2 separate regions of the Homo sapiens genome follow, and region 1 is linked to region 2. A link is a contact called in ENCODE Hi-C or POLR2A ChIA-PET data. All regions are on one chromosome and are shown on one strand. The core of a region is the stretch at or near the end of the contact, and the rest is flanking DNA. Distances in the headings are between cores, read along the strand shown. Region 1 holds the start of ATP23 (ATP23 metallopeptidase and ATP synthase assembly factor homolog). Region 2 holds the start of RXYLT1 (ribitol xylosyltransferase 1).

Evidence for each region. A loop is a pair of places that touch in the nucleus more often than their neighbours do. ChIA-PET counts read pairs that join two places held with the same protein, here RNA polymerase II (POLR2A). Pooled maps may share reads with other maps.
Region 1: a pooled map shows a loop between it and region 2 (17-fold over the local background). The contact joins the promoter of ATP23 here to the promoter of RXYLT1 in region 2. A Hi-C loop is called at or near these places in 1 of 37 single-sample maps with no recorded cell type and 7 of 50 pooled maps. POLR2A ChIA-PET finds 5 or more read pairs at or near these places in 1 of 52 experiments (naive thymus-derived CD4-positive, alpha-beta T cell).

What each region holds. Positions count from the first base shown.
Region 1 is chr12:57,939,988-57,944,274 of GRCh38, forward strand. It overlaps ATP23 (ATP23 metallopeptidase and ATP synthase assembly factor homolog), which reads left to right and starts at 1,580. Exons shown (of 6, transcript NM_033276.4): 1 at 1,580-1,901. The coding sequence starts at 1,715. RefSeq lists enhancers at 1,449-2,258, 2,715-2,884.
Region 2 is chr12:63,777,399-63,781,343 of GRCh38, forward strand. It overlaps RXYLT1 (ribitol xylosyltransferase 1), which reads left to right and starts at 2,511. Exons shown (of 6, transcript NM_014254.3): 1 at 2,511-2,731; 2 at 3,621-3,776. The coding sequence starts at 2,563. RefSeq lists silencers at 2,330-2,559, 2,576-2,851, 2,580-2,879.

The DNA.
Region 1 (4,287 bases), core at 330-2,829, 5.8 Mb before region 2:
ACTACACAATATATCTGTATAATAAACCTACACATAAACCACCTGAATCTATGTATTAAAAAAGAAAGCATGAAAAAAATCCAAATAGTATTTCAAATGTATATAGGCTATGGTCCATTTCTAGGCATATCTAGCCTGCCTTCAGTATTCCAAACTAATCACACTGAATTGTAATGGCTTAGTTTTCCATATGTGTGTTTTAGTTCAATAACTGGATTGAAAGCTAGTTGTGTGGTCCTAGATAAATTATTGAATTTTGCTGAGCCCACTTTATCTGCAAATTAGAGATAATACTTACTTTGCAGGGTTGTAGTGAGGATTGGAAATAATGTATCCAAGGTGAATTTAATTAAAAAGTAGTTACTTTTTTTTTGACTTCTGGCTTTAATAGTCTATGTACATAGGAGTTGTTTGTATTTTTATAATATTCCAGATGAATGACTATCCTAGCATCCCACTCAATTTAGATATTGAGCATCTATGACACATAAAGCACTGTTCATAACCCTAAAGGCCTGCTGAGCCTATATTTTTCAGATATGTTTCTTACATAAACCACATGCTGCTCTTCATCTTTAGCAATTTTCTTAGTCATGTGTTTCCTCAGTCTCTTACACCTTGCCTGGCCCATCATAGTAGGTGCTGAATAAATGTGTGAGCTGAGTGGAATAATTTAGTAGGAAAAGAGAAACACACAAATTGGATAAAACCTGGCAGGCTACGATGAAAATGATTAACAGGTACAAAGTGCTTTGTACATTGGGAGATCAGGAGACATTAATTTTGATTAAGGTATCTGGGAATGCCCTGTGGAGTAGGCAGATTTGACCTGGGCCCCAATCATAGGGGCTGAGGCAAGGAGCTTAAAGATGGAAATGACAGTATGAGTTAAGGCTGAGAGGTAGAAGTAAACAGGGTGCGCTTTGTTATCAGGGAGTTATTGGTGGGGGGTGGGGCAGAAGAGTAGGGTAAACGAATGGGTACAGGTGGGAAGAAAAAATGTAGTTGGTTCCTACATTTTGAGGATTTTGATGTGACTAGTCATTCTTTATAGTTTTAAAACGTTTCTGAAAAACACTGCTTTCAATATGGCCAGAGGCATCTTTGGGCAGAGTGGATCTGAGGGATGGCAGGGGTCGGGAAAGTGGCGGGCCAGAAATGACAACTGGCTTGCCCCGGAAGAAGGCAGGGAGTGGGAGGATGGCCGAGACCTTCGGCGGCACAAGAGCAGTTAGTGGCCAATATTCGCCCCGAGGTGAGGAAGGAGTGTCTGCGAGGAGGCGGGACACCCTTAGAGCTCAGCAGGCAGCAGGAAGCTGCAGAACAACGCTTATAAAGACATGTCACCCACACTGGGAGGGCAGCAGCGAAATCCGCGGCAGCCGGGTTGTTACAGCCTTTGAGGGAAGTCGCAAGACCCAGCTCCGCCCAACAGCATCGGGCCCCGCGCCCCGCCCCATGCCCTCGCCCCGCCCCTCATCCCTCGCCCCGCCCCTCGCCTCTCGCCCCGCCCCTCGCCTCTCGCCCCGCCTCCCGCGCTCCCCGTCAGGTTCAAAGCCCCCTCCCGCCTAACGTCTTCAGCCCAGCCAGGCTGCCCTTCTTCCCTGCGGAGGGAGGGCCTGGGCGGTCGCGTTGGCGGGAGGGAGGTTACCTTTCCCAGTCTCGCTCTGGCCGCCTGAGCCAGGAGGAAGCAGCGGCGAGGTCTGCGGGAGGCATGGCGGGAGCTCCGGACGAGCGCCGGCGGGGCCCCGCGGCAGGGGAGCAGCTGCAGCAGCAACACGTCTCTTGCCAGGTCTTCCCCGAGCGTCTGGCCCAGGGGAATCCCCAGCAAGGGTTCTTCTCCAGCTTCTTCACCAGCAACCAGAAGTGCCAGCTTAGGCTCCTGAAGACGCTGGAGACAAGTAGGAGCCATGACCTGGAGGCTGTGGTTCCACAGAATGGGTCTGAGACCGGGTGGGCGAGGAAGGGCCTGGGCAACACCTGGCCAGGGGCTTCAGGTTCAGCACAGAGTCTAGACAGACTGGGCATCATGGGGGCTGGGTTGGGAGCCTGAGGCTCAGTTTCCCCACTAGAGGTGGCGCTGAGACCCTTTTCGTCGCTGTTTTTGGCTTGTGGAATGAATTTGTCTGCCCTTTTTTGTCACTCACTGTTGTGACAGATCCTCCGATTTCTTACATAAGTTATGCAGCCACACTGTGACTTCAGGGTAAGGGTGAGGCCAAGTTTTAAAGTGCCAGCCAGGTTAATTAAGGCACACAAAGGCTGTAAAAATGTAAAAATGTAATTAAGGCATACCAAGGCTGTAAAAATATAAAAGCAGTTTTGCAAACCTACCGTTCCTTGGAAGTGGTTCATGCATGAATGGGCTTCAGAGCGTAGAAATCCCTGAAATGGTCTGTGAAATCGTGTGTATGTGTGTGTGTGTGCCCCTAAGTGCATTTTTTTTTTTTTTTTGAGACGGAGTCTCGCTCTGTCGCCCAGGCTGGGGTGCAGTGGCGCGATCTTTGCTCACTGCAAGCTCCGCCTACTGGGTTCACGCCGTTCTCCTGCCTCAGCCTCCCGAGTAGCTGGGACTACAGGCGCTCGCCACCACACCCTGCTAATTTTTTGTATTTTTAGTAGAGACGGGTTTTCACCGTGTTAGCCAGGATGGTCTTGATCTCCTGACCTCGTGATCTGCCTGCCTCGGCCTCCCAAAGTGCTGGGATTACAGGCGTGAGTCACTGCGCCCGGCCCAAAGTGTATTTTTTTTTGGTCGGGGGAGAGAGTTAATAGCTTCATCATATTCTCAAAGAGGCCAACGACCCCACAAAGGTTAAGAACTGCTGTGGGTTAAACAGGGACACAACTGCCCATTGACAAATTTCTCTCCCGTCCCAGAGACATTGCACTAGAGAAGATTTCTTAATTCCTTTACATTGACATAGACTTCTTAAGTTTACTTTCAGATACATTCAGAAAATTAGTCTTAAACATACTTGTCCCAAAGCAAGGTTACTATTTCATAGCTAGTCAGTCACAGTTCAAAAGTCAACCACCGAAAGATTTTCCAACCTTCTTGGGATTACCTGCTTGTAGAGACTCAGGGAGGTAGGAGGAGGAAGGGGAGTTGAGGGTAAAAGGGGAGAGAATGATGATATTGTATTTACTGTACAAATATGTATTGAGTGCCTCCCAGGTTCTGGTGGGGGAAGTAGAAAGATGAGTTAGCACCCTGCCTTGAAGGTGCTTCAAAGTGGAATAGAGTGGAAAGAGTATGGGTTGCAGAGTTAGATGTGGGTTCAAATGCGGATCCCTTTCCTCAGGTGTGGAAGGTGACTTAACTTCTCTGATCCTCACTATCCTTATTGTAAAAAAAGAGAAGGGGAAAATACCTTTTTTAGGGTTGTTGTGAAGAATAGATTTTATGGGGCTGGGTACGGTGGCTCATGCCTGTAATCTCAGCACTTTGGGGAGCCAAGGCAGGGGGATTGCTTGAGCTCAGATGTTTAAGACCAGCCTGGGTAATATAGGGAGACCCTGTCTCTACAAAAAATAAAAAAAATTAGCTGGATGTGGTGGCTCATGCCTGCAGTCCCAACTATTTAGGAGGCTGAGGCAGGAGATTTGCTTGAACCCAGGAGGCTGAGGCTGCAGTGAGCTGTTATTGCATCACTGCACTCCAGCCTGGGCAACAGAGCGAGACCCTGTCTAAAAAAAAAAAAAGTACTGATTTTATGAATGTAAAGTACCAGCATATCAGGAGCTGAGCTGAATAAATGGTAGCTGTTTTTACAGTGGAAGGGCCACACAGTGGAGGAAGAGTGGAAATAGATAGGATGTGAGGAAGGTGGGGTGCTGAACATGAGCCCCAGTAGGAATCAATGGACCTTGATCTTCCAAGGGCAGGGTGGCTGGGAGGGTCTTTTGGTGGTATTAAAGTGTCAACCTGCAGCTTTAAAATGCTATCCCTGGGTGGGGCGTGGTGGTGGAAACCAGACCTCATGGGAGTCTCTTTTTTTTTTTTTTTTTTCACCAAAGCAATTTTATTCTAAATATTGCTGCAGGTCCTTTTTGAAGTACTAAACCATGGTTTTTTTTTTTTTTAAGTACAAGGACTACAGACTTTTGAAACTGTTTTAATTTTGTAAAATTCTCCTAGTTGCATGAATAATAATGTGCTTAATATGGTGCCTGCTACCTGGTATTCACTCAATAATACGTATTGTTAACAATAATTATTCTACTGTGAACACTCTTGCAAGGGGCAGGTTGGTAAAGCAGTAACCTATACCTGACTTTCTCATC
Region 2 (3,945 bases), core at 1,261-3,760:
CATAAGGGCTTTTAGTAGAACAGAGTCCATAGACAACTATCACACTAGTTAAGGCTGGTGGATCATATGGAATACATAAACAAAATTGGTGATGAAATGTTACACCAATGATGAAACTGTGCATAGGGTTTAGAGGGTGTGGGGAAGGGGAAATAGGAGAGGGAAAGATTTACAGAGGAAGTGATGTTTGCACAGAATCTGTTTCTGCTCATCTGCTTCAATTTCACCTCAGAGTTGTTCTGTCTTTAACCTTCATCCTAGTTTCTGTTTGGTTGGTTATTAGTATGTTGTTTGATTGATTGTTTAAAGAAGGCGTTATAATTTGCTTACTATTTCCCAATGCCAATATATTTCTGTAGAGTTTTATTACTTATTTTTGTGAGCATTGTACTCACATGAAAAAGAAAAATGTATCTTCTTAGGACTGATTCTTACAAATTTGAAATAGCTATAGTTTATAACTTACATGGCCAAGCCCTGCTAGAAGTATCTTGCAAAGGGTTTGACACAGAAGCTTGGCCAAGCTGTGAAAAATCTCTCAAAGTAGTTAACACACTTCTTGAGTATTACTGGAAACTTGATAAACTAAGAAGAGAATTTTGACCAGGTATCACAAGAAATTTGTACTGGGGACTTCTAAGAATAAGCGTGTACTATTTCACAGTCAACTAGAAGAAGGCATTAGGACATTAGGGCTATTTTCTCAATATCTTGTTGATTAATAGTTCTTCCCTTTGCAGACAGAGTAGAAAATTTCACCAAGTAAAGATTTTAGCCCTGCTTTAGTTTAATTCATCTCATATTCCTTTATTTCTATTCTTCCTCCCACATCTTTCCTTCTCAGGTCTGGTTCCCTATATGCGGAGCTTCAACCCCCAGAGGATATTTAACCTTGTCTCCCCCTCCACACTGCTGCATTCCCCACCACATCTCTTTCCCTCTCTTTCCATCCACCTGAAGAGATGAGAGCATATACAGAAAGTAGCTCCCAGCTGTAGCTCAACCATTAAACACCAAGAGAAAGGAAAATGAACTCTGCCAGACTTAGATCAATTAGAAGATTCCTTTGTAACCTAAATACATTTTTAAAAGCTTATCATCAAATTATGCAGTCATTTGCAGTTTGAGGTAAAACAACTCCTTCATTTTCATGGCCCTCTCCCCTATTCAAGATGACATCAACTGCATATTAGTTTTACCTTGTATGCATTTCTCAATAGTAAAACCATTAGTCAGTAGCATCTGAATGTACATTGATACAGTGGGTGTTTTGTGGTAATTATAAGGTAATTACTTCCTATCCTTAAATAATTGTCATTTCCACAAACAAACAAAATAGGATAAACAACAATACAGCATACATAAAACAACTGCCATCTCCCTAAGACACCAGAATAGCCTGTTAATCAAGGAAAGCTAAATTTATTAAATCTACTACAGTAAGGGAGGCCACACTTTGACAGAAGCTTGGCAGTCTCAGAAGGAGAAGGTTGGGGGTGATATTTATAGGATTTGGGGAGTCTGAGCAAAAATGGTTTAAAACAGGTCTTTTGAGGCAGGGAACTGTTTGGGGGATTGGGTAAAGTGTTTGACCTAATAGTTTAGGGTCGGTGCTAGAGTGACCAATTTTACTGATTTCCTAGGACTTTCTCAATTTTAGCACTAAAAATCCTCCAACTGGAGAATCCTTACAGTCCTGGGCAAACTGGGACCATTGGTCACCCTAATTAGCAGACATACCGTCGCAAGACTGCTGGGTAATTTGAACAGTAGTACCAGAGCAACTGACAAAACATTGTAGCCCATCTTCCCAAGGCTGGATACAAAGTTTTCTGAAGCATTCACATTTACAGCCTCTATTTGACAAAATACTGCATGCCTATGTGCGTTCAACTCACATAATAATGAAACTTAACTTTAAAAATGTTTTTATTGCAGTAAGGTATATAAAACATGAATTCGACAGTTTAACTATTTCTATGCATACAAGTGAGTGGTATTAATTACATTCACAATGTTAAGCGACCATCATCACTTAATTTTTTTAAAGGACGTTTATATTCACTCATCTATCAACGTAGTAGGCACTGTCCTAGGCGCTAGGGATTCCATGCAGAGCAAAAAACGTCACAGTCCATGCCTTCACATGGCCTTCATGGACCACCGCGGGTGTTCTTTTTCCCCCGAGTCTTTATGTACTTGGGAAAAGTGGCCAGGGTTGAAAGGTGCAATGAGTACACGGCAGAGGTCAGAGAGGTTCCCACTCAGCCCGGCGTCTGGAAGCAGCGTGGGGTAGGGGCCGCTCCAGTACCCCCTCCTCCAGTGTCGAAGGTGGGCAGGCCCTCGGCCGGGTGGATGAGCCGCGACTGGAGGGGGCGGGGCCTGGGCGGGAGGCGGGCGGTGGGCGTGTCCGGGGCGGGGCTGTACCGGGCGCTGGGCGGAGGAGCCTTGGCTGGGGACTGCCTGGAAACGGGCTGGGCCTGCCTCGGACGCCGCCGGTGTCGCGGATTCTCTTTCCGCCCGCTCCATGGCGGTGGATGCCTGACTGGAAGCCCGAGTGGGATGCGGCTGACGCGGAAGCGGCTCTGCTCGTTTCTTATCGCCCTGTACTGCCTATTCTCCCTCTACGCTGCCTACCACGTCTTCTTCGGGCGCCGCCGCCAGGCGCCGGCCGGGTCCCCGCGGGGCCTCAGGAAGGGGGCGGCCCCCGCGCGGGAGAGACGCGGCCGAGGTAGGACTGGGTCGGCGGCTTCCTTCCGGCTCTGCGCTCCTGGCTGGGGCTGCTGGGCGGCTGGGGCCGGGTCCCCGCACCCGGCTCTCAAGTCCGGGATTACCCGCAGGGCCTGAGAAGCGCTTTGCCCCCTACAGCCTCTCGAGCCAGCCCTTGGCTCGGAATTGGAGAATGGTCCTCATTCTTACCCAGATCTCACACGCCGTCCCCGCTCCCGATCCCAGGGGGTGACAGGCGCGCACGCCTTTCAAACACGTGTTAAAATCCAAGACGTCGTCTCAAATGCCAGAGATTTGCGGGAATGCTCCTGGAAGGCCTCAAAATCGCCGCAAGGTTTAAGACATCCGTTTCCATGTTGAAACAAAGCCCTCTCTAATCCTGCAGTGACCATAAGGCAGACTTTACCTCCAAATTCTGGTCCCCTGTCCTGTGTTTTAACTTGTGTTAAGATCAGACTCGGCTTTCTCTTTCCCTTTATTCAGAATTTTGCACGATAGTATCTAAGACTGGTGAACACTACACTCTGAAGTCAGTTTTTTGTGCATAGGTTACCTGTATACAATGGATAAAAATAATTGCAAAAGTTAAGCTTGTAACTTGATACATATTATCCTGTTATTTTTAAAGGTTTTGTGTTGGGGAAGAGAATTTTCCTGTCTCAAGGTAGCATTTTATTTCTAAGACTTTTCAGAGTAAAAAAAGTTCAGTAAAAAAATTGCTGATTTTCTTTTTTGTTTTCATTGTGTATTACCAGTTTAAATTCAGTTGCTGTACCTCTCAGAAATTAAAGTTAGGATGAAATTAGAACTAACACTTAATTTAAATGATTTGAATTTACCTACAACTGCAATAATACCTTACTGGTAAACACTTACTCTTTTTAAAACAGAACAGTCCACTTTGGAAAGTGAAGAATGGAATCCTTGGGAAGGAGATGAAAAAAATGAGCAACAACACAGATTTAAAACTAGCCTTCAAATATTAGATAAATCCACGAAAGGAAAAACAGATCTCAGTGTACAAATCTGGGGCAAAGCTGCCATTGGTAAGTTAATACGTAGAAGGAAGACATGTAAAAAGCATTATAAAATGTATTTTATTGATATGAAATTCATTTTAATATAATTTATTTCATAATTTGTTAATTAAGGCATCATGATATATTTTTTCGCTTTTTGTCAATAATTCCTTTCTCCTTCCAATTAGACAACATC